Linked DNA regions of Mus musculus: region 1 is linked to region 2. A link is a loop called in an ENCODE intact Hi-C map of the cell type or tissue named here. Cell type or tissue: heart. All regions are shown on one strand. Links, peaks and the distances in the headings refer to the core of each region. The heading gives the core; the rest is flanking DNA. Region 1 overlaps Mapkapk3 (mitogen-activated protein kinase-activated protein kinase 3). Region 2 holds the start of Gm23595 (a small nucleolar RNA gene).

Region 1 (16,560 bases), core at 4,629-12,628, 110 kb after region 2:
AGGAGACTCTCACGATGTGATGCATTATGAGAACAAGATAAGAACAAGAGGCGGGCTCCACAAAGGTCGGGTGTGACATCCTGGCTAAATTTTCTGTACATCCCTTCTCCATTCTCCCTGGCAAACTAGCATCTACTTCCTTTTCCAGGGACCCATGAGAGCTTACTCAAGTCCCCACCACAAGTTGACTTCATTCATGCAGGTGCATGATTCTACATGATTCTTCTTAAAAGGTGTCCCCAAGCCAGGCGGTGGTGGCACACACCTATTGTCCCAGCACTCGGAAGGCAGAGGCAGGCAGATCTCAAGTTCGAGGTCACCCTGGTCTACAGAGTAAGTTCCAGGACAAACAGGGCTACACAGAGAAACTCTGTCTTGGGGAAAAAAAATGGCAGGGGGTGTCCCCAAACATGAGAATGAGCGTAGACCCAGGAACAGAAGCCCTGGTCTCTATCCTTAGTATGTCCTTGTCTCTCTGGGCCTCCGTCTCCACAAATGTAAAACTGTAAGACTGTAAGCCTTAGAAACAAAGAGAGCCTTTGGACAGGGCCTACTTGCAAAGTACCTGTTGTAGCCACTGCCACAGCACCACCCATGGAGGGAAAACCTCGTAGCCACACCCCTGAGAGCCCACTCAGCTCTATTCAGAATGGGCAACAGTGTGCCCAGTCACAGCTGTGGGAGGAACAAAATAATCAGGGAAAGAGCTTATGACAAACCAATAGGCCAGAACCTTGCTTCACATCAGTCCTATATCTCCTGGGGTCCCCAGGGGTCCATCACAGCTGGAGGGTCAGGCATGACACACCTGGGCAGCTCCACCACTGCAGCTGATACCCAACAGATGCAAACAGCTACACATAGAAGGCCCTCCGTGCACATGCATGCATGTACTACCTGGCTTCCTTCTGAGGAATGGGGGCTCCTGGCAGCCGTTGAAGTCTGGACCCCACTGAAGCCCAGCAAAGCACTGAGTTTGACACTTCTCTGGCCTACACCTTAGAGACAATGGTTTCCACCTTGCTTTCTCCCCTCATCCACCTTTGCCAAATTCTCTCCCCTGCTCTCAGAACTGGCAGCCAGATGGCCAGACCCTAGCAAGCCAGGGACTTACTGGTGCCCTTCTGGCATCCCCAGGTGGAACTAGGCCTCAGAAAAGCTAGCTCCACCCCCTCACAGCACCTCAGAATTCTGCCCTCTCCCACCCAAATAAAGCCTAAGTCAGGGTGGATTGGTTCTTCAGTTCCAAGGCTAAGAACACAACAGCAGCATCTGTTTGTTTGCAAAACAATTTGCAATTTAGAAAGCACTCTGCCGTCCTTTATCTCATGGGAATGCTTGGTGCCACCCTGTGAGGCAATCGGGGTGGGAACCATTAGCCTCCATCTGCAGATTAAGGAAAGGGAGGCTCAGGAAGATGAAGTCACTGCCCTGGGGCCTCCAGTCTCACTGTGGAGGCTGCAAGAGGAGAACTGAGTTTTGAGAGCGCATCAAAGGGGAGGTGAGAGGGAGGGGCGACCACAAGTTGGAAAGCCAAAGCTTGCACAAGACTCAGGAGACTAAAAACTAAGTAAATGTGTGAATAGGTGTACAAGCACATGGAGATAAATACACATGTGTAGAAATGTGTGCGCATACATGCCAAAGTGCACGTGTGGAGGTATACGCAAGGTGAACAGAAAGTACAGGATTCGTGGGAGTTGCACTTTTGGGAATTCGTGCATCTCCAGTCTCTACTTTGTTGACGTAAAACTCTCAGAGCGAGATTCACCCATCAGCCCACTACTCCTTCCAATCAATTTCTCCAAAGTGACTAGCAGAGAATTGGCCACAAGGAGGTTTTCACAAAAGAATGATGGTCTTGCCGCCACAACTCAACCTATGACAGCCTTGCCCAAGACAGACAGAGCCTAGAAACTTCCATTGAGATGTCTTTTCCCACTGAGGTCCTATCTCCATTGCAGGACAACTGTTACCCTTCCATTACCCATGGCCTGGAAATGTGTTCTGTCTTCCCAGGGTTATCACCGCACAAAGCTGAGATGTCAGCAACAAAAAACACAGCCTTGGAAACCAGTCCTAAATGTTCTTTCCCAGTCTCCTGTAGCCCAAGAAGGGCCTCTTATCTGCAGGCACACACCCACCCTCACATCCTGTAACCCTGGATTCAACTTACTCTGGATCTGGACTTCTCTCAGATCAAAGTGAGCACACTGTCTCCATCTCTCTCACACAGAGAAGGCATCCTGACTATCTGTCTGGACAGGCCGTTTCCTTGGACACCCCTGCTAACAAATCCACAACCTCCCCATGCCCCAGCCAGTTCCCCTGTCACGCAGGCACGGCAGCTCTCTGGCTCAGGGTGGAACACCTGCTTGTTCCAGGGGAAGTGGGCTGACTTTTAATCTTTCCCATCATCAGGACAGGAACAGTCAAGAAGATGAAGCTCTAGGTGTCTTGCTAACACACAACTCCACAGGCACAAGCCCGGAGTCTCTTTTTTCCAGTTACCCACGAAGCACTCCAAACCCCATTATCTCCAAATACCTTGCCCACTGACCACAAGATTTCAGCATCCTGAAAGAAGCCAAGGGGAGGAAAGATAAAATAAAACAAACAAACAAAAGCCCTCTAATTGTCTATAAAATGAAATTACAAAATTACCAGAAACCCATTTAAGTTTGTAAGTATAAACAAAGACAGATTTTAATTCTGAGCTTCCTGGAAGTTTTGGCAAAGAAACAAACCAGGTACACACGCCTGTTTTTTACAAGAGACCAAACTCCAAAAGGGAATTGGTATTAACCCTCCCATGAAAGTCAAGTCAAACATTATAGCAAGACCGTCCACAGTAATTTTGAAAAAGATATAGAAAGGTACAAATGGACATATTTAATATGGATTCTCCTATAAAGACGATGTAGCTCATTGTACCTGCCTGGCACACAAGCTAACCAGACCCTTTATGTCCTTGGATTCCAGCTCTTTTCTATGCAGGAGGACAGACAGGAGTGCCAAGGACTGGATACTCCCTCCAACACCTCCTCGCCCACAGGAGAGAGCTCATCCTGCCTCAGGCCAGGGCAGACAGGAAGCGGAAACACTTCTCACCGCAGAGGAGACACGTGCATGCCCAGGGTCAAGCACCGGTGCAAAAGGACTGAACAACGTTATAGGAAAATAAAGCTTTTGACTCATACCGTTTTCCCTGTAGGGAGCCATATTCTCACAGAGGAGGCTACGGATAAACAAAAACCTCAAAATTAGACAGGGGGCCATGGGAGCGGGCAGAAGGGACAGGAGAGGTTTCTGAGGGTAATACATGTGAACACACGTGACATGGACGCCGAAAGGGGGCTCCTGGGGATGGAGGAGGAAGAGGAGAATGTAGGAAAGGAGGGACAAGGAGAAGCAACAAAGACAAAGCACGTTTGAAAATGCCATAATGAGGGGCTGGAGGGATGGCTCAGCGGTTAAGAACACTGACTGCTCTTCCAAAGGTCCTGAGTTCAAATCCCAGCAACCACATGGTGGCTCACAACCATCTTGTAACAAGATCTGACACCCTCTTTTGGAGGGTCTGAAGACAGCTACAGTGTACTTACATATAATAAATAAATAAACCTTAAAAAAAAGAAAAGAAAATGCTGTGATGAAATCTAATTCTGTGTGTGTGACCTTAACAAGCCCTGCCACACTTTCTCCTTGACAAGTTTCCAACTCAGCCTTCTCCCAGGTCCCTTCTGGCTCCCAATTCTACAGGGATTGGAGACTGTGACCCCCATGGGAACTACTTCATTGTCTTTATAAAAAGACACCACTGGAATACTAGAATTCATTTTTTCAGCCCTTTTTGCTTGTTTTATAAGATGAAGCCCAGGCTGGCTTCAAACTCAGGATTTTCCTTCTTCATCCTCCCAAGTGCTGACACCACAGGTATATGCCACCACACTTGATTCCAACCTATTTATGAGGACCCCCCCACCCCACCCCACCCCCGTGCCTGGCATTCTGGAAGGCTATTAACAGCCCTGCCCTTGCCCTTCACCTGCCAGTGTTCCCTGCTGGCTGTTTTTGCCTGATGAGAGCATGAGCCACAGTCTCAGTCTCAAATCTGGGTGCAAGCATCATGCAGGATGTCAGTTTCAGGGCACAGAGACAAGAGTCTCTTCCTTTTAAATATTCTTAAACAGTTGTTTAGTTTTATCTTCTGTGCACGTGTATGCTGGTGGGATCGTGTGTGCCGTAGTAGGGATGTGGGAGAGGTCAGGGGACACCTTGCTGAAGTCGAGTCTCTCCTTCTATCAAGTGGGTACTGGGGATCAAATGAAGACCAGCAGGCTTGGTGGCAAGCATTTTGTCTGCTGAGCCATCTCACTGGCTTGACAAGAGTTTCTTTAAGCATGGACCTAATGAAACCAAAGTCGTCACACCTCTCCTGTTCCCCCACACACACAGGCACTCCCTGAGGAGGCCGTATCCTCAAGAGTACCCATGCTATTTAAAGAGCTGGTAATGATGTCAAATCTAACTTCTTAGCCACAGTTTCAAATTAGAGCCTCGGACATGTGCCATTACTCTCTCGCACTCATTTTCCCAGCTTTTGTAGCTCATTAAGAGAGCTAATGGAACCAATTTTGCAGCTATGGATTAGTTGGCCTCGCTCCAGATCAGGCCGTGCTTCATTAAGTTCTGACCACATCTTGTCCTCTGTCACACCCTGGTCATTTACCTTCCCCTCCTCAGATGCAAAGTTCCAGGGAGGTCAGCTCAGATGATACCAGTGACCTCCAAATGTCCAGGCCCAAGATGGATGTCTAGCGAAGGACAGTTTGGGGTCAGTGTGAGCACCCCCCTTTCAAAGTAACTGTTCTTTCCTGGTGCACAGCCCATACTTGTGCTGATACATCTCGCACTTTGTGCACCGTATCTGGAGAAGATGTCTCTCTGTGAGGTTAAGTGACTTTCCCAAAGTCACACAGCCAGATGATGAATCAACCCTTGAACCCAGAGCTGTTGGATTCTAAGTACATACACGCATACATACAAACATACATACATACATACATACATACATACATACATACATACATAGAAAGAGAGAGAGAGGGAGAACCCAGAGCTGTTGGATTCTAAGTACATACATACATACATACATACATACATAGAGAGAGAGAGAGAGACCTTCTTCCTATAGCTGTGAAGGTGAGTGGGTAATCTTCCTACAACATCAATGAGGGAAAGATAAACTGGGGGAGGAGGCCTAGCCAGCCCTTCCTAGACCTAGGCTCCATACTTCTGAGTCCAGACCAGGCTAAGTAGATGTGTCAACTGTGGCAGGTGTTTGCAGATCCCATGCCCTGTCCTAGGTACGTTATACCCTTTAGCTCTTGCCCTTTGACAGCTGTACCGTTACCCATAATGCTCAGCTGAGGAGACTGTGGCTCAGCAGTTTTGTAGCTTCCCGAGGTCATGTGATTTGTAAAAGTCCATCTCCAAGTCTGAGAAGTCCCTGGGATCCAGATTCGGCTCTTTTCCTACCAAGGCCTGTCCATTCCCAGATGCCACAAACATTCCCTGGCCCTACCTTGGTATCAGTCCAAAACCTTGGCAGGGAATGCTGTCACAGACACTCTGTCCTCAAGGGTTGGGGGGGGAGTGAGTCTATTCATGAGTCACCGCAGCATTTGATGAGGGGATTCGCTCAGTTCCGTCTCTTCTACCTTCTTTCAGGAGCCAGAGCAGGCAAGGTGGGGAAGACTCCCCACTGCAAGGGAGCCCAGGAGCACAGAGGGCTCCCTGTGACAGCTCCCCTTCTAGATCAAGGCCAGGATTCCTGGCAGGTTGGGATCTCTCTGACCACGACTCATCAGAGTTCTGGGAAGAAAGGAGCAGCTACAGCGCCAAACCCCAACCTCCCCAAGATGCGAAGCTGATGGCAGAGCCAAGGCGCTTTTGGATGTCAGCAAGTCTCAGAACAGATTCCTCCAATGTATTACATTTTGATGGTCTCAGTTTGTCTCCTTTTTTGCCAGCTCCAGACAATCGAGAAATAAAGACAAAAGGGCCAAATCTGGTGGGCCTGGGGAAAGGGAAGAAACGTTGCCAGGAAAAGAGAACAGAACTGGTCTCGTAGGCAAGAGAGGGCACATGAGTGCTAGTTGGGGTGAACCGGGGTTCCAGTGCCTCAGGTCATGCGGGGGAAGAGCAGCTGTGGCTACAGAGGTTCAGGAGGGACCTACCTGAACACTGAAGGCTAGTTCATCTCCCTACACACCACTGGCAGGCCATCCTATAGCTCTGAAAAGTGCAGACAACAACAGTACTCTTTCTCCAGGAGGTCTCAAGGAAGGACTGAGAGCACACAGAGTTCACGTGAGCACACACTGAATGCACTGGGGGCCTACTGTTCCAGGGGTGGAAATGGCTTTCCAAGTTTGCTTGACAGGTCCTGGCTTCCTCTAGGCCTTGCCCTGAGATAAACTCACACCCTCCTCCCTGTTTCCCGGAACTTAAAAAAAGCTAGGTGCACCCCGGGAGCAATCCAACAGGTCAGAAAATGGTCTCAGATCCTCATAGGGACAAGGGAGACTGGGAGTCCTACAAGCGCACACACAGAGGGCTGCCTAATGTCTACCTCTATGTTCACAGAGGAAAATCTCTCTCTCTCTCCTCTCTCTCTCTCTCTCTCTGCTCTTCCAGAGGCAGGGGGTCTGATTCCCAGTAAGATAATGCTCTCTTCTGGGCTTAGTGGCCACCAGGCACTCAAGTCATGCATAGACATACATGCAGATAAATACACATATACATAACACTAATACACATAAAACTACACTAGAAATAAAAATAAGGGCTGGAGAGATGGTTCAGCAGTTAAGAGCACCAACTGCTCTTTCAGAGGTTCTGAGTTCAATTCCCAGCAACCACATAGCGGCTCACAATTATCTGTAATGGGGATCTGATGCCCTCTTCTGGTGTGTCTGAAGACAGCTTCAGTGTACTCATATAAATAAAAATAAATAAATCTTAAAAAAAAAACTTAAATACTAATCAGCAGGAAGAAACTTCACAGGGTCCCACCCTGACCCTTAGACAGAGAATACACACAACTTACATCTGCTCCAATGCAAAGTGGTCAGCCCTGAATCCATGTGTGTGTGATTTAAACTATACAAAACAACAACAACAACAAAACCTACGTACTTTGTCAGACACTACCCCAGCACTATTTATTCTACAACAGAGTAAAAAAAGAGAACGTTTTCATCCTATGAACAGAGACTTTAGAAAATACAGCGTTTTGTTTTGATCTCAGAAATAATGTCCCTCTTTTGGTGGTCTGCCTTCACAAACAGATCCTTGCCTGGACATAAATATGTGCCTCAATTGGTCAGTTGTGTTGTAGTGTAGTGACGTCCACATAGCTGGCATAGGGCTCAAGGGGACAGTGGCTACCCCATCTAAGCATGGGTGACCTGGACAAGCAAGGCCACGCAACGAGGACACATGCTGACTCAGCGTCTAGTCAGCCGCAGAGAAAAGGGAGCCAGTACTTCTGTAACTCCCAGACGAAGGACCGACAGCCTCTCTTATTCTGGATGTCACAGAAATGATGGAAGTATAAGAAGTGGGGCTGGGGAGGCTGGAGACACAGCTCAGGGGTTTCAAGCACTGGCTGCTTTTCCAGAGGACCTGGGTGCAATTCCCAAAACCCATATCAGGCATCTCACAACTGTTGGTAACTCCACTCCCAGGGCTTCTGAGGGCACCAGGCATGCATGGGATACACAGACACACAAGCAGACAAAACATCCGTGTGCATAAATAAAACAAATAATTTTTAAAAAAGAAGTGGTGGCAGGGAAGATGGCCTAGAGCCCATGACAGGCACTGCAAGTGACCTTCTGACCCCATCCTCCAGCCCTGCAGTTTCTGAAGTCTGTAAGCGCTCAGCTCAGCATCTTTCCCTCTTCCCTTAGCTCCATCCACGTCCCTACAGCTCCCCATACAGGTTTGCAGAGGGTAGGCAGCCATCTCTGCGTTCAGATCCCTCCAGAAGCACTAGTGACTTGTCCAGGCTGCCAGCGTCCTGCACACCATGACCCCCTCCCCAACTCCCAGGCCCTCTCTAGTCCTGTGTCTGTCCATCCAGAGTATGCCCAAGTCCCCAATACCTACCCAGCTTCTAGAAGAAATGTCCTGTCTCCAACAGCCATGCCATGGAGTCATGGCCATGAGCAGGAGAAGGGGAGAGACCTCGTCCTCTTGGGAACCAGGATGGTGACCTGGCACTGCCCAGGGTCACCCTTGTGAAGGGAATGGGCTACAGTGAATCATTTCTGCTCTCTTGAGCCTTCTGGGGATGTTCCCTGGCACTGGATCAGCCTGACTCAAAGATTTGACTGAGCCCTGGGAGAGAATGTAGAGGAGTCTCCAAACCTGAGTCATAACCCCAGAGCTTCCTGTCCCTAGCTGACTACAGACCCTGCTGATAGCATCACCAGCTGACGTTTCCCTGGCAACAGCATTCACTGAGTGGCTAGGGGACAAGCTCCCTGGAGCATCCTCTAGCCAGACTCTATCGTGCAGCTCAACTGCTTGCAAGGGCAACCCCAACAGAGAGTAGGACTCCCTCATGCCCACTTCCCTGGCACTGCTCATGATCCCAGCCCACCCTAAGTGTCCCAATCTGAAGGAAGACCTTTTGCCAAGCAAAGCACCCAGCCCCTCGTTTTACAGATGGGCTGACTGTGGCACACAGGGAAGGGTGGCAGAGGGCCAGAAATTGGCCACCTGCCAAGCCTGGGCTCCAGCCCAGCTTTGGACACAACTCTGCTCTGTGAACGTGGGTGAGTTACTCTGCCTTTCTGAACCTCTGTGACTGCAGCCATGACAGGGGAGTGGTAACCATTCTCAGATGACTCTGCTGACTGTGTTTAAGCAGCAAGTGGCGCTCTCATCCAGCTACTGGTTAACTGCCTACCGAGACCAAGGACACACATCTTGAGAAGAAGGCTGTTCATGGTGGGGAAACCTGTAGAACAAGTTCTCGGTCCTCAGTAGAAGTTGAACCCCTTGGGAATGGAGCAGTGGGTGTAGCTGATCAGGCCCCGGCCACTCAGAGTCTGGAAATAGCCTCTGAGATTACTGGAGTAATTAAATACAGTCTAAAAAGTCTTGGGGATCATGCCAGATAGTGTAGGGGCATCTCACATTCTGCCCCACCCTACAGAAACAGAATCGGATTGCACCGCATACCCTTAGTCCACCCCATCTCTCCTAGGCTCCTCTGCTAACTTTGAGGCTCTGGTAGGACCTCAGTCCTTTCCTTCCCTGACTTTGGCCAGGTAACCTTAGGAGTCATAATGTGCCCAACCACACTGTTGTCCAAACCACCATCTCCGACCATTGGGCCATAAAGAGGTCCAATAAGGAGAGACTGCAGCTAAAGTCGGCTTCCCACTCTCCACAGGGACGCCTCAAGTTACAGCCCAAGTGCGCCTGACTCCAGCTGTTCTGCCAGCACCTGGTCAGAGCTGACAGCAGGAGGGGACATTGGGAGTGAGGTGGGTACAGCCAGATGCTCTTTGCCCTTGCCCCACCCCCACCCTCCCCTGAGAATGGGGGAGCTGTAAGCTGACTAAAATGAAGCTTGCCCTGCCCTCAGCCTGTGGGCTGCAGCAGAGGGAGCCCGTCCCAGCTCCAGCTCCAGCCCCAGCCGGAAACGCTTGAAACAAGCAGGGGCAAGGCCTTAGAGTGGAAGGATGAACCACAGCAGGAGGAATGGGTGGGGAAAGGGGGAAGGGGAGGGACAGAGGCAAAGAAACTGCATCTGCAGAGAAGCGGCGAGGACAAAGGCCTGGTCTACAGACAGCGCAAGGTTAACCCCAACCCTGTACTGAAAGCAAAAGCAATCCTCTCAGCACTTCTGTCTGTCCTGCGCTGGCTGGAAAGGCTGTCAGGGTGTCCTGGTTCCCAGCACGGGTGCGCTGTACTCCTGCTCAAGGAAAAGCCTGAGGTTCCCACCCTGCAGGGTTTCTATCACCGTTGAAACCCAGCAATCTAATCTACTTAGTTCCAAAAGAGCAAGAGGGTGGGGAGGAGCTAGGCAACCCCAGCTTCCTGCAACCCATTCTCTCCACCCCAGGAGGGCTGGTTCCTCCAGAGGTAGAAGGAACTCGGTAGAGTCCTTCTATGGGCCAATAATGCACCACCAAAAAGTTGTACGAGAGCCCCGCCCTCTGAGAGTACGTTCTAGCCTTCGCTGTCTCCTTACAAATGCAAAGATGGATACAACCACAGAATCCTGCTCACTGACATACACACAAACCCAGGTCCGACCACAGAGATAACTGCTACCATCCTTACCTCTTGCGCAATGGCCGGCACACTCCAACATCGGCTGACAGCCTCAAGGTTGAGGGCACAGGAGGGTGAAGAACCACAGGGCCAACCGGGGGTTTTCCAGTTTCCGTGATAATGCAAAGAGGAAAAACTACTGCCCCAAATTCAAAGCTAAAGAGACACCTGTTGTCATGGAGACCAGACCCTGACCCAGACATCTCTTCTGCACTCCCATCAATGATGAGTTACCCTCCTCCCCCCACCCCCAACACCCTTCAGTCCCTCCACTGTTTCCCAAGCCTGTGACATTGGCCCCACTGAAACCAGCCACATCCTGCCAGGATCTGATCTGTAGTGAGGAAGCGGTACCCCACAGCAAGTGCTAAGGATCTAAACCAGACATATCGTCACACACGCCAGACCATTCTCTGTCACTGTACTTTCTTCTCAGACCAGAGGTCTGGATTAAAGAGGACAACACCTTCCAGAAAGCCCCCACCCACTCCCCCTCCCCCCTTTGTCTTAGTAAGGGTTTCCATTGCTGTGGAAGAGACACCATGACCAAGACAACTCTTATAAAGGACAACATTTAATTGGGGCTGGCTTATAGGTTCAGAGGTTCAGTCCATTACCATCATGGCAGGAAGCATGGCAGTGTCCAGGTAGGCATGGCACTGGAGAAACTGTGAGTTCTACCTCTTGTTCTGAAGGCAAATAGAAGACTGGCTTCCAGGCCGCTAGGAGAAGGGTCTCAAAGCTCACCCCCACAGTGACACACTTCCTTCAACAAGGCCACACCTACTCCAACAAGGCTACATACCCTAACAGTGCCACTCCCTGGGCCATGCATATTGAAACCTCCCCACCTCTGTCCCCCAGTGCAGACAGTTCTTGCCCACTCAACAGCCAGACTTTGTGTCTTTGGTACCCTGGGCTCAGTTGCATGAGGCCTGAGACAAGCTATACACAGCCCAAGGAGCCCCACTGGGTCGTAACCTCTGTGTACTGACCTCATCCAATGACATCTGAGAATTCACAGGGCTAAACAGGGCCCTGCAAAGATTCCCAGAAAAATTATAGAGGGCAAAGTGAGCATCCTTCTAGAGTCAGGTCTCAGAGACTTTCCCTTTCTTCAAGGACTTACACAATGTAGGAGTTGTGCCAAGACGGGTATCAAATTTCTTAGGCTTTACCCAAGCCCTGCCATCTACTAGATATGTACTTTAGGCAAGTCTATGGTCTCTCTGAACCTAAATGTCCTCATGCATAAAAGGAAAACGATAGGAACTTATTAAAACAATTCATGCTGTACATTGGAAACAGGGCCTGCCAGACAGACTTTTCGAGAACACTGTCAGCTATTCATGGGCATGTTAGAATCTACAGAACCAGGGACCAGAGAGATGGTCCAGTGGTTAGAGCACTTACTGCTTTTCCAGAGGACTTGAGTTAACTTCTCAGCAAACCCAGCTCACAACTGCCTGTAACTTCAGCCCCAAGGGACTGAGGGGTCTCTCTTCTGGTCTCTGTAGGTATTGGCACTCACATCCAGTTACCCACATACAGATACACATGTATACACATACATGGCTCAGCAGGTAAGCCGCCACTCCAACAATCTGACTTCAATCCTGACTCCACATGGAAGGTGAGAACTGGCTCCTACATATTGACCCCTGACCTCCACATGCAGGCCAGCCATGCACACACCCAAGTGTGTGTGTGTGTGTGTGTGTGTGTGTGTGTGTGTGTGTGTGTGTGTGTGTATGTGTGTGTGTGTGTGCATGCACAAATGAATAAATTTTTTTTGTTTTGTTTTTGGTTTTTTGTTTTTTGTTTTTCCGAGACAGGGTTTCTCTGTATAGCCTTGGCTGTCCTGGAACTCACTTTGTAGACCAGGCTGGCCTTGAACTCAGAAATCTGCTTGCCTCTGCCTCCCAAGTGCTGGGAGTAAAGGCGTGAGCCACCACCGCCCAGAGAATAAATATTTTTTAGAACACTTTTTAATTTACAATACCAAAGAATGCTGGCATTAGCTCCTAGATGACCCAGGGGACTGTGGGCAGATGATTTTGGAAGACCAGCAGAGCAGAGGGGAGCTCAAAGGTATAGTGACAAACCACTTTTCTTTTCTTTTTCTTTTCTTTTTTTTTAAGATTTATTTATTAATTATGTATTAGTACACTGTAGCTGTTTTCAGACACACCAGAAGAGGGCAATAGATCCCATTACGGATGGTTGTGAGCCACCATGTGGTTGTTGGGATTTGAACGCTGGACCTCTGGAAGAGCAGTCAGTGCTCTTAACCACTGAGCCATCTCTCCAGCCGGCAGCCCGCTTTTCAAGCGAGCACAATATAAAGCACAGCCTCTTAAACAGTGGGGTTAGACCCTGTATGGGGTTAGGCCCTGTATGGGGTTAGACCCTGTATGGGGTTAGGCCCTGTATGGGGTGAGTTGCCTAACTGAAAGTGGGAGTTGTCAAAACTTTGGCAATAATGAGGTTTCTAAATATAAAACCACTAAACGTTTCGAAACCATCCACATAACGAATCCAAGGTGCTTGGTGGTGCGGCCTGCGCTGCTCCTGTCCGTTCTGAACACCCTTAGTTCTGAACACACAGCACACACACTCTGCCGTGTGCTCAGAGTTAACACAACTGCATATCATCAATGGCAGTGGCTTTAAAAAACAAACAAACCATGTTTACAAATTTGTCTGCTCTTACAGAAACACGATGGTTTAATTATAGAAAACGAGACCTTTAATATTTCCCTACCTTCATTCCTCAGCATGTATGACACGATTAAATCTTTGGATCACATTGTTAGAATATTTGACTTTTAAAATTGCTCTTTGAGCAGTTGACTTGAGTTATATTTTTCTTTAAAAAAAATCATTAAAATGGATTTTGGCTTGAGATTAGGACAGAATTTCTAACGATTTCTGAAAAGGCCATAGATATACTTCTTCCATTTCTCTTCTCTTCTTTTCTTTTTTTTTAAAGATTTATTTGCCGGGTGTGGTGGCACACACCTTTAATCCCAGCACTTGGGAGGCAGAGACAGGTGGATTTCTGAGTTCAAGGCCAGCCTGCTCTACAAAGTGAGTACCAGGACAGCCAGGGTTATACAGAGAAACCCAGTCTTGAAAAACCAAAAAAAAAAAAAAAAAAACATTTATTTATTTATTATATGTAAGTACACTGTAGCTGTCTTCAGATATTTCAGAAGAGGGCGTCAGATCTCATTACAGATGGTTGTGAGCCACCATGTGGTTCCTGGGATTTGAACTCAGGACCTTTGGAAGAGCAGTCAGTGCTCTTATCTTCTGAGCCATCTTGCCAGCCCTCTCTTTTTTTCTTATGTGTTTTATCTGCATGTATGTATGTGCACCGTGTGTGTGTGTGTGTGTGTGTGTGTGTGTGTGTGTGTGTGTGTGTGTGTGTGTGTACAATGCCCACAGAGCCCAGAGGAAGGCATTGGATACCTTAGAACTGGAGCTATAGACCGTTGTGAACCACCATGTGAGTGCTGGGAACGGAACTCTGACACTTCTGTAAAACCAGTGCTCACAAGTGCTCAGCTCTCTGGCCAGCCCACTCTTCTTTGTTAGAAACAGGATCTCACAGTGCATCCCAGCTGGCCCAGAACTCGCAGAGATCCACGTGCCTCAGCCTCCCAAGAGCTAGGATTAAAGGCATATGCTATAACCCTCAACAGCATTTTGTAACATTTATGCAAAAAAGCATTAACAACTATAAAATCACAATATTGACCAACTCTGGAAAACGCTCTAAGTCCTATGGCATCAAATATGCAGCTAAGTCGGGTGTGGTGGCGCATGTCTTTAATCCCAGCACTTGGGAGGCAGAGGCAGGCTAATTTCTGAGTTCGAGGCCAGCCTGGTCTACAGAGTGAGTTCCAGGACAGCCAGGGCTATACAGAGAAACCCTGTCTCAAAAAACCAAAACAAAATACAAAAAACAAAAAACAAAAAAACAAAAAACAAACAAACAAAAAACAAACAAACAAAAAAACCCAGCCAAAATTCCTTTACATCAAAAAATAAACAGGCACGTTTATTTCATTAATATGAAATCTTGCTTTCATCTTTGATAACTAGTCATAATGTAGCTATGACAAAGAGTTATTTTAAAATAAATGTCTTATAATTTTACTACCAGCAAATGTATGGGCTGTATACTATTTTATATATCTATAGACCCAGAGAAGTGTCAAACTTTCTCCAGCAAAGTGGGAAAAAAATTTTGAGAAGCCCCTGGTATTACAGTCTCAGGACATTCAAGCCCAATCTAAACCTTCTTTTACACTTTGCAGGTCGGAAGCTCTTCTGAAACCTGTTTAGCCAAACCGATGGGCGCTGGCAGTCCAGGAACCTCCACGAAGCTCCTCCAGTATTTTTTTTTCCTAAGTGTTGACAGTCTTTGGTCAGTGAAACCCTTGCCTTTCCAGGGACTCTGCTGTGCAGGGCCACTGGCCCACCCTTGGGTTTCTGACCTGTTGAGGAAGTAACAATGAGCCGGGGCTGATCTGACTGGCATGGAAACGGTAGGTGGGGGGAGGGGTGGCTGCCAAGTGAGAGAAAGCCTGCCCTGCCTGGCAGCCCCACCTAGCCTCAAATCCAGCTCTACAGCACCAGCCCCAACAGGCCATCTCTGCCCATGGTGCTAGAGGGTGTGACCTCTCCCTTCCCCCATCACCCTCCTCCTCCCTCTCCCTCTCCCTCTCCCTCTCCCTCTCCCTCTCCCTCTCCCTCTCTCTCTCTCTCTCTCTCTCTCTCACACACACACACACACACACACACACACACACACACACACACCTCTCAGCCTTTGACTCTCATTCTGGCTTCTCCCTGCCATTCTGAGTGGAGAGAGCCTCTCTGCTCACAGGTGTGGCCCAATGGCAGATAGGTGACAGAAAGGCCTTACAGAAGGACACCTCCTTCCTCTACAGACCTCCCACAGCACCTCTATCTGGGAAGGTGATGACGCTGCTGGATTCCTTTGTGAAGTTCCAGGCCTTTAGGCTGGGAAATAGCCTTCCATGTGGTTAACAGAGACTGGAAAAACTCCTTCCAAAACTCTGAAGGGCTGAGCTTGGTTATGACAGTGGGCACTTAGGAGCCACTGCTGTATGCCAAGCTCTGGACCTAGGAGTTCCAAGGCAGCTTTCATTCAGTAACAGTATAGCTTTAGGGGCCAAGAAGATTCCATTGCTCCAAAAATACTCAAACTTGGGACAGCTTCCTGGAAGAGGTGGCAGTGGAACTGAGCCTCGATAGGTGGGAATGGCACCATTACAGAAGAAAAACGGCCACCTATGGATGCAAAGACCGAAGGACTAAACTGCCCAAGCCTTGTAGGCCACACTCAGAGGCTCAAAGTGTATAGAGTCAAATCTAAGACCCTGGTGAGGTCAAGCAAGCTCTCCTGGTCTGGAGGGTGTTATTTCCAATCTATTAGGGGAAATAGATTCTCTGTGGCATGTGCTTCGGGACAACATTGCTGTGGTCCTACACAGCACACAATCAGAGCAGCCTAGCCTACCTCAGCCATCCGCTCCAACGGAAAGAGAACTGTTAAAGATGAGGCTGCCCAGTCACTCCCTGATCGATCGTGAGATTGCAAGAGGGTGCTCACTGTAGAGACCCTTTCTGAAAGATATCCCACCCCACCAACCATTCTGATCTCTTTAACAAAGAGGAGAAGAGGAGGCCCTGGGAGGCCAGAGCAGGGATGGGAAGGGTTCCCAGCCCTGTTATGTAGCAGCAGGAGCAGAATAAAGGACCCTACCTCTCCTCCCATGTGGACTCCTCCCAGGTCTTCCCAGGGCCTTCCATGTTTTTACTTAAAGGTACTTAGTGCCCTGGTCACATTTGCTTTTAATCAGTTAGGCCTAGGAAGGAACACACGATGTCCGCAGGAGGAGTATGAAGCCTGCATGCCCCCATACTCTCCCTGAGACACCCCACCTTCCAGTTCTAATGGTTCAGCGAAAGGGCTTGGGGAGCCATAGAACGCTCCGATGGTCACAGAAGTGGGCCTGGGGCGAGAGACCTTGCTGTGCTTGAGGTCAAACAAGAAAGAGCAGTGGTCAGAGGTTGAGAGGAAGGGGAAGGGGGCAGGCAGGCCTGTTCCTTTAGGGCCCCGCTGAATGGCAGTAGCTACAGGGATAATGACCACAGTCTTCC
Region 2 (16,560 bases), core at 4,822-12,821:
AATATCCATGATATTCTGAAGTACTTTATTATCTGTTGCTGATGCTTGCATCTGTGGTTCCTGATTTCTTTCCTAGGGTTTCTATCTCCAGAGTTGTCTCCCTTTGGGTTTTCTTTATTGTTTCTACTTCCATTTTTAGATCCTGGATGATTTTGTTTAATTCCATCACCTGGTTGATTGTGTTTTCCTGTAATTCTTTAAGGAATTTTTGTGCTTCCTCTTTAAGGACTTCTACCTGTTTAGCAGTGTTCTCCTGTATTTCTTTGAGTTATTAATGTCCTTCTTAAAATCCTCTACCAGCATCATAAGATATGATTTTAAATCCAAATCTTGCTTTTCGGGTGTGTTGGGGTATCCAGGACTTGCTGTGGTGGGAGTACTGGGTTCTGATGATGCCGAGTGGTCTTGGTTTGTTAGTAAGATTCTTAGGTTTGCCTTTCACCATCTGGTAATCTCTGGTGTTAGATGTTCTAGCTGTCTGTGGCTGGAGCTTGTTCCTCCTGTGATTCTGTTAGCTTCTGTCAGCACTCCTGGGAGTCCAACTCTCTCCTGAGTCCCATTGGTCAGAGCACTCTCTGCAGGCAAGTCTCCTCTTGCAGGGAAGGTACATAGAGGTCTGGGTCTCAGCTCTGCCCCCTGGCTGAGGATGAAGGCCTGAAGGGACCCTGTCCAAGAAGCTCTGTTGCTTCTGCGGCCCACACACTCCTGTGCGGACTGGTCTCTGAGAGATCCAGTATACAAGATGGCGCTCTGAATTCCAGGGTCAGAGCCCTCTCTGGAGGCCAGACTCTCCTCAGTGATCCTAAGATCCTGGGTGTGCTAGGGCGCCTGCAGCATGGAGAGTCCTCTGGGGACCGTGATACGGTCCACAGAGTTGGTGCCCAAGGTGGCCTGGGGCTGGCACCCACTCGAATGAACCCCAGCTGCTGCTCAGGCAGGTTTCTTGTGTCCCTGTTCCTGCTGGCACAGGCCCCTCCCGGTTGTTTTGGAACAGATGTTGCATTCCACTCACCAGTTATCCTAAGATCCTAGGTGTGCTAGGGCGCCTGCTGCATGAAGAGTCCTCTGGGGACTGTGGGACCTTCCACCGAGTTCATGCCCAAGGTGGCCCGGGGCTGGCGCCAACCGGTGTACTTTATTATCAATCAACAAATAATCAAAATGATTACATTTAGGGCTAGGAGAAAGTACAGTAGGAATATTGTGCTTGCCTTGCAAATACAAGGACATGTTTGATAATTAAAACACACATAAAAACATTAGGGTACAGTGGCACACTTGTACTCTCAGAGCTGAAGAGGCTGAGCCAAGTAAATTCCTGGGGTTCTCTTGCCAGCCAGTTCACCTATGTGGAGAATTCCAGGCCAGTGAGAGACAGTGTCTCAAAAGAATGAATGAATGAATGAATGAATAAATAAATAAATAAATAAATAAATAAATAAATAAATAAAATAAAATAAAACAAAACAAAACAAACAAAATAAAGGGTGGACAGTAGCTAAGAAACAAACCCAAGGTTGGTGATCCTCTGGATTCTATACAAATGCACACAGTTGGGGAAAGTGTACTTAACATTTTAAAGGTATTATTCAGCTGCAAAGTAATCACTAAGTACTAGTACTGGAAGCCAGGAAAAGGGGTTTCAAAGTTCACAAATAATAAGCACAAATAAAAACATGTAATATCACATATTATTGCTTTCCACTGATATTTAAGATTCACATTTATCCAATTTCTAACTTTGGCACAATTTAATCAAAATTCTCAAAATAAATGTAGAAACTATTCTCATATAAGCATTCTTGAGAGAAAAGTAAAACCTGTAGTATTGCAAGTTTAGAAATACACAGAGAGTCGGGCAGTGGTGGCGCATGCCTTTTATCCCAGCACTTGGGAGGCAGAGGCAGGTGGATTTCTGAGTTTGAGGCCAGCCTGGTCTACAGAGTGAGTTCCAGGACAGCCAGGGCTACACAGAGAAACCCTGTCTGGAAAAACAAAAAAAGAAGAGGAGGAGGAAGAAGAAGAGGAGGAGGAAGAGGAGGAGGAAGAGGAGGAGGAAGAGGGGGAGGAGGAACAGGAGGAAGAACAGGAGGAGAAAGAAAGGAAGAGAGAGAGAGAGAGAGAGAGAGAGAGAGAATGAATTACCTTTGAGAGGTAGTTCTCTATTACAGACATTGCTAATATCTTGTATCCCTTTTCAACCTTTCAACATGGCAGAGGGCTAGACACATGGGGGTGGTGGTGATAAAATTTCTAGTGGATAGAGGCCATATGTGATACTAAACATTGTATCACACACATAGTTTCTCATATCCAATGCACAGCCCAAAATGTTATGCCAACAATGAAAAGGCCTAGCAGTGCTGAATTAAAATTTGAAGGTACTGTTTTGTTTACTACCTTAAAAAGTAGTAAAAATGAATGATTCCACTGGTAAACTAATGCCTAAAACTTTATTAAGTTTTTAATGAAATAATTATATAATGCTTATATTTTTCAATATAAGAAAAAGAATAATACTTTTAATATTAGGCTACCAAAAGATAAGAAATATGAACAATATGAATTATGAAGGAGTAAGTAGGGATGGGGTATAGCTCAGGGGTATCATACTTGTCCAGCATGTACAATACCCTGCCATTTAAGTCCCCAACACCAGAAAATAAAACTAAGCTAAAAGAATGTTATAAAATGGGTTAGTAAAGGGACTGGAGAGATGGCTCAGCAGTTAAGAGCACTGACTGCTCTTTCAGAGGTCCTGAATTCAATTCCCAGCAACTACATGGTGGCTCACAACCATCTATAATGAGATCTGATGCCCTTTTCAGGTGTGTCTGAAGACAGCTATTATGCACTCATACACATAAAATAAAATAAATAAATAAATAAATAAATAAATAAATAATTCTTTTAAAAATGGTTTAGTAAAAATGATTCTAGTTATAATTGCTAATAGAAATATATAACATTTTATAAGTTATTATTATAATGGACTCAAAACATAAAATCCAGTATATAATATCAATATTCTATGCAGTCTTATTTAAGTTCACATCTTAACAAAATTATTAATTATCAATAAAGAAATGCCTAGTTGAGCATTATTTTTCCCACTTTGCATCTTAGCAATAAATTCATCTAACTAGACATGTGGTTCCACAACACTAAAACTATAAATAAGTCATTTTAGTTTTTGTCAAGTCTTGAAGAAAATTACTTAAAGGTATACATAGGCTTCTTCAAGACAAGCATACAGCTAAAATCACATTAGCATTTTCTGTGGCCTCTGAAAAATCATTTTTAATATTGCCTGAGCATTATAAGACTTAAACAAGTCTGCCATAAATGTGACTGTAGCTACTATAAAGGATTAAAGATAAACTGGAAACAGCTGCTACTGACTGTTAATAACACATGATACAAATCTTATCCATTAAGGAACACAATGATGAAGTTTCCATTACCTTTACATTAGGCTTCTTTGTTGAAACTCCTCTGTACCAACCTAAAAAATGATATTAAAATAACATTATGGTCATTCTGTAAGAGACATAACTGTAATTTTTAAAAGCAGGAGATTGTGAAATTTTCCATAATATATTTTGGCTTCATTAGGATCCATAACTTTGCTAACAGCTTACTCCTAAAGAAGAGGTTTTTTTATTTTTATTCATTTTTTTATATGGTAGATAGGAAATATAGCCAAGACTGTTTCCTGACTCACTCTCCAATGCAGCATACTATACTATTTCCTTGTTCGTTTGTTGTTATTGTTTCCGTTTAGTTGCTAACATTCGTATCCCTACTATTAAAGAGCATTCATATACAGCAATAATAATAAAAGTTTCAATTACACAGAGAAGTATAATTTTCAGGCAAGGGAAATCTTATTGGCAACCTTTTCAATTCTAATCTATTGCTTTCTGAGTTTTGCAGTAGTTTGAGAGGAAACAGCATGTAAGAGTATAAACCAAGAAAAGCACTTACAAAAAGGAAAATAAAAATGGAGAGTGTACGTAACAGCTAATTTTAACTAAGAACTTTTGTTACTAATGTTACATATTGGGATTTAGGGAATTTTCCACATTCTAATCTTCAAATCTCATAACAATGCTATGAAAGGAGGAAAAAAATCTAATTTTCTCACATGAAAACAACACACTACAAAAGAATAGAAAATCTGCTTCTTTTAGTAACAGCAGCGATGACAATAAATTACAATAACTAATTTCACAAACTGAGTCTCAATTTCTTCATTCATCTTTTTTTTTCTTTTCTTTTGGTTTTTCGAGACAGGGTTTCTCTGTGTAGCCCTGGCTGTCCTGGAACTCACTCTGTAGACCAGGCTGGCCTCGAACTCAGAAATCTGCCTGCCTCTGCCTCCCAAGTGCTGGGATTAAAGGCGTGTGACACCACGCCCAACCATTCATCATTTTTAAATGATACCCTTACTATATTTACCATGAATATATTAAGAGACAACACATAGCAGAATGAGGGTCTCTAAAACCCTTGAGAAAGAAAGAATGAATGAATGAAGCCATGAAAATGCATCAAAGCTACAGTATTCTAAGCTGTTGGGTATTGGGGAAAAAACAGGCAACCAGTCTATAGAACAAAAGATGGCATCCATAAACATACACACACACACTTCAACTGACCCTTGACAAAGTAACAGTGGCAACACAATAGGAAAAAGATGTTTTCAGCAAATGGTGTTAGAACAACTTGCAAATATATATATATATATATATATATATATATATATATATATATATATATGAATGAATGAATGAGAGACAGAGACAAGACAGAGTCCAGCCCCCAAATGGGGCAGAGACACACAGCCTCCCACTCTCCACCAGAGGCTACACTAACAGCCACCATAAGTCAGGTAGGCAGCCCAATCATAGACACTTTCTCAATGCCCCCCCACTCTAACCCAACCCAACCCTCTTCTTGTCACTGTGTCCCAAGCCCCAACTCAGGCAGAGACCCCAAAACCTTGGACCTGCAATCTGTCCTGCTTGCAAAATGTGCTGTGGCAATGATGACAGGGCACATCTTCTCTTTCCACCTTTTAGCTAATTTGGCTAAGGATCTGACAATCTTACTGAACTCTTTTGTTTCATTGATTCTTCATATTATTGTTGTACTATGCATGTATGTGTTTCTATTTTATTGATTTTAGCCCTGAGTCTGATTATTTCTTGCCATCTATTCTTTGGGGTGTGACTCCTTCTTTTTGTCCTAGAGCTTTTGAGTGTGCTGTTAAGTTACTAGCATGAGATCCCTCCAACTTTTTATATAGACACCTATTGCTATGAACTTTCCTCTTAGATGAGTTTTCATTGTGTCCCATAAGTTTGGGAATAGTGTATATTAATTTTCATTCAACTCTAGAAAGTAATTTCTCTCTTAAATTCTGTCCTGACACATTTGTCATTCAGTAATGAGTTGTTCAGTTTCCATGTGTAACCTTTCTGTGTGACTGCTGCTGCTGATATCCAGCTTTAGCTCATGGTGGTCAGATAGGATATGGGGTATTATTTCAATTTTCTTAGTTTTTTTAAATTAATTTTTAAAAGCTTTATTATTATATCTAAGTACCCTGCAGCTGTCTTCAGACACACTAGAAGAGGGTGCCAGATCTCACTACAGGTGGTTGTGAGCCACTATGTGGTTGGTTGCTGGGATTTGAACTCAGGACCTTCAGAAGAGCAGTCAGTGCTCTTAACCGCTGAGCCATCTCTCTAGCCCTTCAATTTTCTTTATCTATTGAGACTTGCTGGTGATCAAGTATGTGGTCAATTTTGGAGAAAGTTCCATGAGCTGCTGAAAAGAAGGCATATTCTTGTGTGTTTGGGTGAAATTTTCCATAAATATCTGTTAGGTTCATTTGGTTTATAAACATCAGTTAGTGCCAGCATTTCTCTAAGTTTTGTCTAAATAGCATGTCTCTATGGTAAGAATGGGGTTTTGAAGTCACCCACTGAAGTAGAAACTTAAGGGTTCTTTGGTTGTGTTGGATGATGTTTTGCTGGGCAAAGACGTGAAGGAGTTTTGTCCTGAAGTAGACACAGGTGAAAGGACGTTATGCTAAAGCAAGAACGTTAAAGTACACATGATGAAGGATTCTTGTCTACTGACACACACGTATTAGTCTGCCTTACATTGCATAGTTGAGCTCCATAGAAAGAAACAACACCAAAAAACTTCTGGTGGTATGCTACAGTTTCTTGTCGCTTCTGTGGACTGGGGCTGACTGGCAGAGTGATGTCAGCTAAGCCTGATGCACATGCTGAGGCAAGACACATGGAGGACGCGTGATATTTGGAAGGTATAATTAGGACTTGAGGAAATGACAGAGGCTGAGCTTGGCTTGCTTATAGAGCTAGCTGTGCTATGCTTGTTGGTCTCAAGTCTTCACTGATCTTCACTTAGTTGAGAGAAGCACAGCTGAGAACTTCTCCTGGCGTTCCTGTTGGCCCTGGTCCCTCCTGCTGACTCGTGCTGAGGCTGAGCCTGGGTGTCTCTCACTGCTAGGTAGCTAGCTGCTAGCACTGCTGCTGATTGTGTTTGTTAAACCAACTCTACCTAAATGGACTGCTAGTGTATCCATGAGGTGTTTGTGAGTGGATCAAGCTGCCACTGCTAACCTGTGAACTGAACTGCTGATTTCCAGACAACACAGATAGGAATTGCTCCAAAGAACCTTTCTAAACTGGTTCACTCCCCCACCATCACCACCCATCCTTTTTTTCCCACTACCTCTGGTGGGTGGTGGGCTACAAGAGAAGTTAAAGCATTAAAGAACCATTATTAAAAGAAGCCTTTGAAAAAATTAAAGTTACAACCTACTATCACTGTGTGGGGGTCAATATGTGATTTAACTGTGTAGTGTTTTGTTTCTTTTATAAACATGGGTGCCCTTGTGTTTGGTGCATAGATGTTAAGAACTGCAATGTGAAAAAAAAAAAAAAAGAACTGCAATGTCCTTTTGGTAGGTTTTTTTTCCTTTAATGAGTCTCTATCTCTTTTGAGTAGTTTTGATCTGAAGTCTATTTTGTCAGATATTAAAATGGCTACACCAGCTAGCTCCTTGGGTCTATTTGCTTGGAATATCTTTATCCATCCTATTACCCTGAGGTGCTATCTATATTTATTAAGGTATGTTTCTTGGATATAGAAGAAGGATAGTTCCTAGGTTTTGAATCCATTCTATTAGTCTGTGTCTTTTTACTGGGGAATTGAGGCCACTAATGTTCAGAATTATCATGATCAGTGTTTGTTGATTACTGGTTTTGTTGTTGTTGTTGTTGTTGTTGTTGTTGTTGTTGTGATGGTGGTGGTGTAGGTTTTTATCCCCTCCTTTTAGAAAAACTATATACAAGTCATAACTTTACTTCTCTTTCCCCATATTGAGTCACTAAATGTTCTTTTATCTTTTTCATAATTCCTTATTCTTCTTGATGAAAATTCAGACTGGGTTTTATTCTTTTCTAGCTGAGACCAGTAGCTAAAGAGTGGCTAAACTGCATTAGGCATGAAAATATATAGTAGCTGAAAAACCTGAATGAATCTGCAAGATATGAGATAATAAAATCCGTAAGACAAGTCTGTCGGTCAGTCTAAACTAATATATGTATAATGTCTTTACACTGTCTCTCATACACAGTGACTAAAAAAAAAATGGAAGAAGAGGCAGTTGACAGGAATAGGAAACACTAAGATTCTATGTTTGCCTTTTACTGCTATAAATTTCTCCAGGAAAGACTAGGCTTGTGAAATAGGTTAAGTCAGAATTGCTTAATATAAATAGTGTAATTTCTAAGAGACCAAAAACACACACTTTCAAAGATCTATATAAAGTCCCTTTTTGGAAAAGTTAAGACATAAAATAAAAAAATGGGTTCAAATCTATACATGAATTAGCAGCTATACTTCTATCCTCACCAACAAGATGTTGATAAATACACTGTCAAAGAGGTTTATCCTTACAACAAAATGACAATCACTAGACCTGAAAACAGGGGGTGACTATGAAGAGCTTCCATTTACTTCCATGGAAAGCAAATGACTCTCCCAAGATTAAACAGGAAAGATTCCTTCCCTATAAAACGTGTCCACAATTATTGATTAAAGCCTACACTATTCATGAGTGACTTTAACCATGACCCCTTATTTGTGCGTATGGTCTGTGTGTGCACATATGCCATGCATGTGCACGTGGACACTGGATGTCTTCCTCAAACACTCTCCATTTTATTTTTTGAGACAGGGTCTCTCACTGAACCTAGGGCTCATCAACTCATCTAAAGAGGCTGGTCAGTGAGCTACATTGTTCTACCTGTCTCTGCCTCACCAATGATAGGATTAGAGGCATGTAATCCTGACCTCAAGTTTGTATGTATAGGGGCTGGAGATCCCAACGCAGGTCTTTGTGCTTGTACGGCAAGTGCTTTATTGACTAAGCCACCTGCAGTCCCATAGACCCCTTGTCACCACTGAAATCTCTCACAATTCTAATGTTTCAACTAAATTTTACTTGTAACTAATCTTCACACAAAATACTATCTAAAGCTACCCATCTGTTGTTGTCTTTTTGATCAAGACTTAAAAAGAAACTCAGCCAAAACCAAGATACAAAAAGTAAATTAGGAGATAGGAGAGACTAAAATAAACTGAAATGTCTCTTTTGTTTGGTATCCCAAGCTCAGACTAGGCTAAAAGGAAAAAGAAATGTTCTTAATCTACACTGTTTATTATTGAGGGGTGAATTTTTCCTGAAAAGGCAAAGTGAGTGTCCTCTTAACCAGGTTTACAAAAATGTCTTACAATTACAACTCCTTCACTGACACAAGAAATACATAAAACATTTTATGCTGAAAAGACCCTAGCAAAGAGCTACACAAAGTAAATTTAAAGGGGGGGGGATCGAGTGAAGAACTCTTGGAGGGGGGACCAGGAAAGGAGGCAACATTTGGAATGTAAATAAATAAAACAATTAAAAAAAAATCCATTCAGCTGCCTCTAGAAGCTTGCAGCTGTGGCTGCTGTGTTCCGTGTGAGTCAGTAGGTGGCAGAGAGGAGAGAGGTTACTCTAAGCTCAGTGTTCTGACCTAGGAACATCTGAATGATTAGTAGCCTCACACTCTCTGAAAAAAGCAAGCCTAAGATAATCACCAGTCCAACGGGGACTCAGACAGGGAGCTAGCCTGAGGCAATCACCAATCCCACACTGCCCAAGCCCTGGAAGACTCCTAGGACCAAGAGCAAGCCTGAGACTAAAAGAACCCCCTCCTGGGACTGAGGGTCCAGGGCAGGAGTGAGCCTGAGACAGATGACTCTCCCATGGAACCACTTGAGCAGACCAGGTGAAGAGCAAGCCCAAGATGACCACCAGACAAGTGCTATTGGACTTGAACAGGGAGCTGGCCTGAGACAACCGGCAGTCCTGGGGGAGCAAACCATGCCTGAGATGACCCCTGCCCAGCATCATAATGCATGAGTGGGGCATAGCACTCCTGAGATAACCCCAGACACTCAGAGACCCCAGAAACCTCTTAAAGGAGCAATTAAGTGGTGGAGAATGGAAGAGAAACTGAAACAGAAGGATGTAAGCACAGTAAAGAAAGGCAGAACTAGAGACTAAGAGTAATGAGGAACAGCCTAAGAAGAGTAGCCAGTGATGCCACCTGGGATCATGGTGAGGTTTTGGCCTGTGCTGCCCCAGTTAGGGGTGGGCTTGTTGCTATTTAAGGGCTATATAGAACTGGCCCACCCCTCAGCTGGGCATCATGGGAGAGCTGGCCCTGGAGGCATGAGAGCTGACTCTACCCCTAGCCAACTGTAGTACTCCACAGAGCGGTAGTTGATTGGAAGCCTAGCCAGGCCCTCAAAGACATGAGCACGGGGGACCCGGCCCTCCCACTCATTCACTGTGTGGTGGCATAGACAAGAGATATCCTTCTCCTTCCTCCACCCTCAACACCTGAGGCAAGCAGGAGGCCTGGCCCTGAAGTTGTGAGAGCAGGAGATCTGTCTCTGCCACTCACCAGCTGTAGCACTCAGGATGGTGGGCCCTGCACACCTCGCCTGGGTTGACAGCAGAGCTGACCCTGGTGGCATGGGGGGTGGGGAGAGCTTTGCCTCAAGGGCTTGAGTGTGGGAGAACTGTCCTACCTATCAGCCATGGGTTAAAGAGGGAGAGATGATACACACACACACACACACACACACACACACACACACACACACACCCCTTGCCACCTTCGGCAAACAGGAATGCTGATTCCCTTGATCATTAGAGTGGGAAAGATGGTCCTGCACCTCACCTGCTGCAGCAGTCAGGAGAGCAGGCTTGCCGGGGCAGTACAGTAGAGGTGGACGTAGGGGTAGAGGTTGCAGGAGAGCCAGCTGGGTGGTATGAAAAAAGGAGAGACACATTCCTCCTCTCCCTCACCCCTCACCACCTATAGCAGTCAGGAGAGCTGGCCCTGGGGTCATGAGAGTGGAAGAACTGGTCACGTCCCTCAACAATGGCAACACTAGGGAGAACAGGCCCTGCACCTCACCTGGGCAACAGAGTAGAGCTGGCCCTGGTAGCAGGGACTGTGATGAGCCATCCCCAAGGGCATGAGAGAGGGAGAGACTACAGGCTAACTAGTTCAGAAACCTCTCAGATCCAGGGTTTTGAATTGACCAACCCCAACATCTGCCCCATCTATGAACTGCTAGTGTATATGAAGAGGTCAGTCCTACAAATCTAAAGCTACAGGATCTCCCAAGACACAGGGCAACAATGGATAAACAAGAGGAGTCCCACTGAGGTTCCATTATCAATAGAGTAGCAGAAGCCAGAGGCATTCCTTATGCCAGACCACCAATTCATTGCAACGAACATTTGCAAGCAAAGAAGTGTAGACAAAAGGTAACACTATATGACACACTATGACACACTACAGCTTCCAAACCAAGTTTTGTTTGTTCGTTTTCTCTGCTAAACAGGAGGTTACAAGAGTGAAAGGCAGGTATGAGGAGAGGTAGAGATGAGTGGGTTTGGGGTGCATGATGTGAAATTCACAAAGAACCAATAAAAAGTTTTAAAGGAAGAAGGAAGAGGAGGAGGAGACAACGGTGGTGGCAGCAGCTGCAACCAAAGTAGCCACTGCTGCCACCACCTACAGGATGGTTCAGTGGGTAGAAATGCTTGTCTGCAAGCATAGAAATCTGATTTTGAACATTATACAAAAGTGGATGGAGAAAACTGACTTCACAAAGTTGTCCTCTAACCTCTCTAAACATGCTGTGGCACATGTTCCCATAAACAAATACTGCACATATGTATGAGGGCACACACACAGACATACAATAATAAATAATTTAAATGTCATATATAATCAAATGTAATTAAAAATTAAGGTATGACATCAAACTCAATTTCTCACCTATAAATAGTAGTGTCTCTTTTATACCAGAGTTTTTAAAATTTAAGAGTGTAAGGTTGCTTTTATTGTACTATGACAGAATACCTGACAAAGAAATTTAAGGGAAGATTTATTTTAACTCATGATTTGAAGAGAAAGTCTGCTGTAGCAGGCACAGAGCATCTGGTCACACACTACCTCTAAAGCAAGGCGAAAACAAAGAGGCATGCAGCACTCAGCTAGCTGCCTCCTCTTTCCCTTTTTATTCCCAAACCCCAGCCTGTGAAAGGTGCCTTGGTGAATTTCCCTCCTCAGCTAAATTCATCTCTATAACATGTCTTCAAAGCCATGCCTAGAGATCTCCTAAGTGGTAAGATTAACCACCACAATGTTATTTGCAGCACATTCTGCTTAAGCAGTTGGTTTCACAAAGAAAAAGGAAAATATTAGGGGAGCTGTTTTAAATAAAAATAACCATGTTAATCTCTTACCCAGCCTATTCTGTAGAGTGAGATCCAGGACAGCCAAGGTTTACACAGAAAAACCCTGTCTTGAAAAATTAAAAACAAGCTGGGCATGGTGGCGCACGCCTTTGATCCCAGCACTCGGGAGGCAGAGGCAGGCGGATTTCTGAGTTCGAGTCCAGCCTGGTCTACAAAGTGAGTTCCAGAACAGCCAGGGCTACACAGAGAAACCTTGTCTCGAAAAACCAAAAGAAAAAATAAACAAATAAAATAACCATGTTAAGCTTAAGAGAAAGGAACAAGCCACAGGTTTTAGAAGACCTGGACTGACTTTCAAAGATAATAACCATAAAAATATTATAAATTGTATAAATGTCATCAATGTACAAAAAGAGAAAAAACTGAGAACAATAACCAAGTGCTAGAGAAGATGGAAGCACAATGGTTTGCAACTGTGACAAATACCATTAATAACTGCTCAATGCTTAGTTAATTAGGTGAGAGTAGGTGAGGTTGTGAGATTTACATCTATCCTCACAACTGCGCATGACATCTTCAGTAGTCACACCAAACACGTCATATAAATTAAATCACTTCAAATCAACTTGAAAAATAAATAGGGTTGACTTTTTTCAATTTAATTCTGTTATATTAAACAAGCAAATAAATAAGACAAATACAAGTAACAAAAATGTATTAAAATGTTCTTATTTTTTAAGATTTATTTATTATGTATACAGTGTTCTGCTTGCATGTATGTCTGCAGACCAGAAGAGGGTATCAGATTACATTATAGACAGTTATGAGCCATCATGTGGGTGTTAAGAATTGAACTCAGGACCTCTGGAAGAGCAGCCAGTTCTCTTAACCTCTGAACCATCTCTCTGGCCCTAAAAATAAGTCCTTAATCTTGGTGTAAATATGAAATTAATTTATGTGAAAGGCATAACATGTAAACACATGCATGAAAAGTGGTAATGACTTAGCCTTGTTCCACATTCTGCGCTGGAAGTTTTACCACCTATAATTTCAACACTGATGAACAGTGCTTTGGCAAATATACATTTTTGTGGAGATTGTAAGATGACCTTGCTAGGCACCCAATGCAAGTGAAGCCATACTGTCCCATAGAGGCAAAAAGTACCTCTACAAAAGCTGCTGGCTGAGAAGCTGCAGAACAATGTGAGCAGTGTTAACTCAAAGAATGGAGCCTCTATAAAGACCAGGCCATGTGACAGTCAACAGTTAGCAGCCAAAACAGGTGCAAACCAAGGGAGTAAGGTCAAAGGTACTAACAGGAGCTCAAGGTAGTACCCTCCCTCTTTGACAAGACACTCCAAGCTTGTATCTCAAACATATATTTTCACTGACAAAAGTAAAACAATCCAACCCAAACTTACTGGTCCTTAACCTAATATCCGAGTAGAGAGAGATCAAAGACTAGCAAAAGATACATCAAAAAAAAAAGTACAATCTCTTCTCTATCCCATAATTTAAAATAATCTTAATTAAATTTTTTGAAAAAAAAATCATTCAGTCTGTTAAGACGGTTTAGCAGGTAAAAATATTTGTTGCACAAGCCTGGTGACCGTAGTTTAATCCTCAGCACCATGTAAAGCTGGAAAGAAGAAACCAATTCCACAGCAGTGATTCCTGACCTCCATACAGGCACATGGCACACATGCCTGAACACACGAGTAATAATAAAAAGAATTATAACTGTTTCCTTGTAAAGGACAGACTAGAATGAGTGCACATTCTAAAAACCATGTAAGAAACCAACAGTGAATTTGAAAGCCAAAAACAACCTACAACCTTTTTAAAAATATTTTCTTACTTGGTATATCAATAAAAATATGCATAGCCTTCAAATTCTTGGTGTCTTTTTCAATTATATAACTAATAACAGACAAGAAAGAGTCAATCAATCATAAATCTAAGAAACTTTTAGCAGAATTCAACCCCCAAAAGTATTCAAAAGGCTGATTTTCAAAATTATCTTTCCATTATTTTCACTGAAAAGCTTAAAAAGAATAAGCTTATATATTTATGCACACAGTTTAATGCTATTTTAAATCTTCATTTATGATCTATAATTATAAAGTTGATAAATAGCAATAACTAAATATGCATTCATCTGGGAATTTTTTCCATATGAGTCATTATTGTTTTGAAATTAGTTATTTTAGAGAACCCTAAACAAATTTGAATAATGCTACCATAGAATGGTCATTCCTAAACTGCTCTATAATCAGCCTCATGCACATGCCCAGAATCAGTATAAGTATCTATTTTAATTATCTTACAGAAAGAAAATTTGAGAATTAGTAAAGTTATGCCCATTGCCCTTATTCATCCATTGCGAAGATATATTCAGAACTTGTTTTCACAAGACCCACTTCATTATCATCTCCATGCAGTCAAGGGCATATCCAATATAAATACAAGACAAAACAACAGTGACTAATTAAGACTTCTGAACACAAAGCATACCTATCAGGACCATTCATCAAGTCTCATGACATGAGAAATCACCATTTTGAAACTCTAATACATTTTCTTTCAAATATATATACAAGACAACAAGACAAATCAAATCCTTCCTCTGCCCCACAGCAGCTATCTTCAAGCTTCAAGAAACACAAGCCTACATAAAACTTCAAACTGAAGCTTCTTTTTATGATAAGCCATGTCCTATTACTAACTTAAATTCACATGAGTGAGTGAAATTTCCTTTTGACCAGTGAACCATGGTTTCAAACTACCTCTATTTATAAACTTAAAACTGACAGATATACTTAATTAAAGTAACATATCCAGGAAAAGAACAAGTTCCAATCAACCAAACAGACTTTATACATGGATCTCGAGATCTAAGATCTCTTAAAGTCTTATTTTGTCTCCATACTCAATTTTGCTGATGGTCACACTGAGGCAAACATAAAAACTAGTAGCAATGAGTAACTACAGTAAGATCATCTCAGGTTTGGCATTTGAACTGGCCATCTTGCTATAAAACCAGATTTTATAACATGACAACCAAGGACAGACAAAGAAAGTCAAAGAAGTTGCAGAGTTGCTATGGGACTGCACATATTTCATTCAGTCTAGTCTCCCCTGTAATACACAGACTTCCACAGCCACCTTGAACTGTTAAATCTAAGGGTGGTAGGGTAGACATTACCTACAAATCCATAGGATTAAGTCTAGCTCAACAAGATCCTGAGATCAGTCTGTCTGCCTCTATCCTACAATTCCGAATCATTCAGTATTCCCTGAGCAACCTACACACTTTTGTTACATGCGTGACACCTTAGTAGATGGCAATTTTACCTCGTTTTGTTAAGATTTTGAAAACTAAGGATCAGAAAGTTATGAACTTCACACAGGATGGTATGAAACAGTCACATTTGCTTTTATATTTTTATAGAATGGCATAATAAAATAGATGTGAAGAGATTGGTATTTAAAACTATCAGTGGCCTTTACAAAATTAGGCATTCAATGAATTTCAAACAGTTTAATACGAAGGGCAGACAGAAGAATCCTCATCCTTAAGCTGCTACAAATCACTTCATATTTTCTTATATTTTAATTTTCTGAACTAGAACACATATGCAGTAATGCTTCTAGTATTGTGTAGAATATATAGAGAAATATGAAAACTATGATTAAATTTAATTGCTTTTACACGTTAAACTTAATTTGCTAGAACAGATTTTTTTCAAAGACATAAGTTTAAATGTTTAGAGATATATTATACAAATGTACTTGAAATACTTTCACTTCAAATTCCATGATTTCTGAACATGAAATAATTTCCTATATTAATAAAACCAAAGTTTTAGAGCTATAAGTACCTTTTCTTTTTATTGAAAAGCTATAAACTTTATCCATATGCCACCAGTAAGTAGCAGGGAATATTTACCCACCAAGTGCAGTGGAACCTAATGAAAACAGTATCTACCCATTGTTCTCTTGTATCATCTTCTTATAACATTAGTAGTTATAACTGTGGGATGATAAAACCATGCCAGGAAGCTTGGTATTGCAGAGCAGGTTAAGATCCAGAGACTTGATGGGCACACACCTGAGACTTAGGCAACTTCCCACCCCCTGCCAGATTCCTAGTCTGAAACACTGCCACACTCCTTACATAAGGATATGTCACCTGTGGTCATGTAGGCCCGAAACAGAGTTCTCCATGCTAATGAGGTACCTAGAGGACCTGAGAATTTAGTCAACAAGCTTCTCTTCCCAGACATTCTTCCCTGAAAAAAGTATACATCCATTTTACACAATGAACAGACATAAACAATATGGATAAACATGGACTGTCTTTTATATCTACTACCACCTTGGAGAATGGCAGGTCTTCACCTACAAAGCCACAGCTAACTCTCCCGTAGAAGACCTCTCTACACCTCCAGCCTCCTCCACCAGGCTAAAGACAATCATCACTGAGACAAGCCAGAGCTGCTCTTTCCCCAGCCCAGCCCCGGGGCTAGACGCTGTCCCCAGCACAAGGGGCCCCCTCCGCCCCGGCCCCTCACCTCTGTTCTTCCTCGACTCCCAGTGGCACCTGGATGACCAAGAGTCAAAGAACCTCCTCAGACTGGCCTTGAACCCCAGAACCAGCTCCAGCTTCTTTCCACATCTCCGACTGT

The links. Hi-C counts contacts between places; a loop is a spot of excess contacts. Peaks named below come from ENCODE experiments on the same cell type or tissue, not always from the same donor. Only the 100,000 strongest peaks of a DNase experiment are listed, where the experiment ranks them.
Region 1: a loop joins it to region 2, with 4 times the contacts of the local background. A loop is called at or near these places in 4 of 42 quality-filtered maps.

Annotation. Positions count from the first base shown.
Region 1 is chr9:107,270,278-107,286,837 of GRCm38, forward strand. All of the region lies in intron 2 of Mapkapk3 (mitogen-activated protein kinase-activated protein kinase 3), which reads right to left. Among named protein-coding and RNA genes, the nearest start is that of Mapkapk3, 11 kb to the right of the region's middle. In heart, for the core only: CTCF peaks have their summits at 6,944 (motif pointing left), 8,006 and 12,545 (motif pointing right); DNase peaks (open chromatin) are centred at 8,504 and 9,654; H3K4me3 peaks cover 1,007 bases; H3K27ac peaks cover 1,356 bases; H3K27me3 peaks cover 531 bases.
Region 2 is chr9:107,155,951-107,172,510 of GRCm38, forward strand. It overlaps Dock3 (dedicator of cyto-kinesis 3), which reads right to left. Exons shown (of 53, transcript NM_153413.2): 3 at 3,465-3,505. It overlaps Gm23595 (a small nucleolar RNA gene), which reads left to right and starts at 9,027; the gene lies at 9,027-9,156. In heart, for the core only: a CTCF peak has its summit at 9,059 (motif pointing right); no DNase peak of the experiment used is centred there; H3K27me3 peaks cover 310 bases.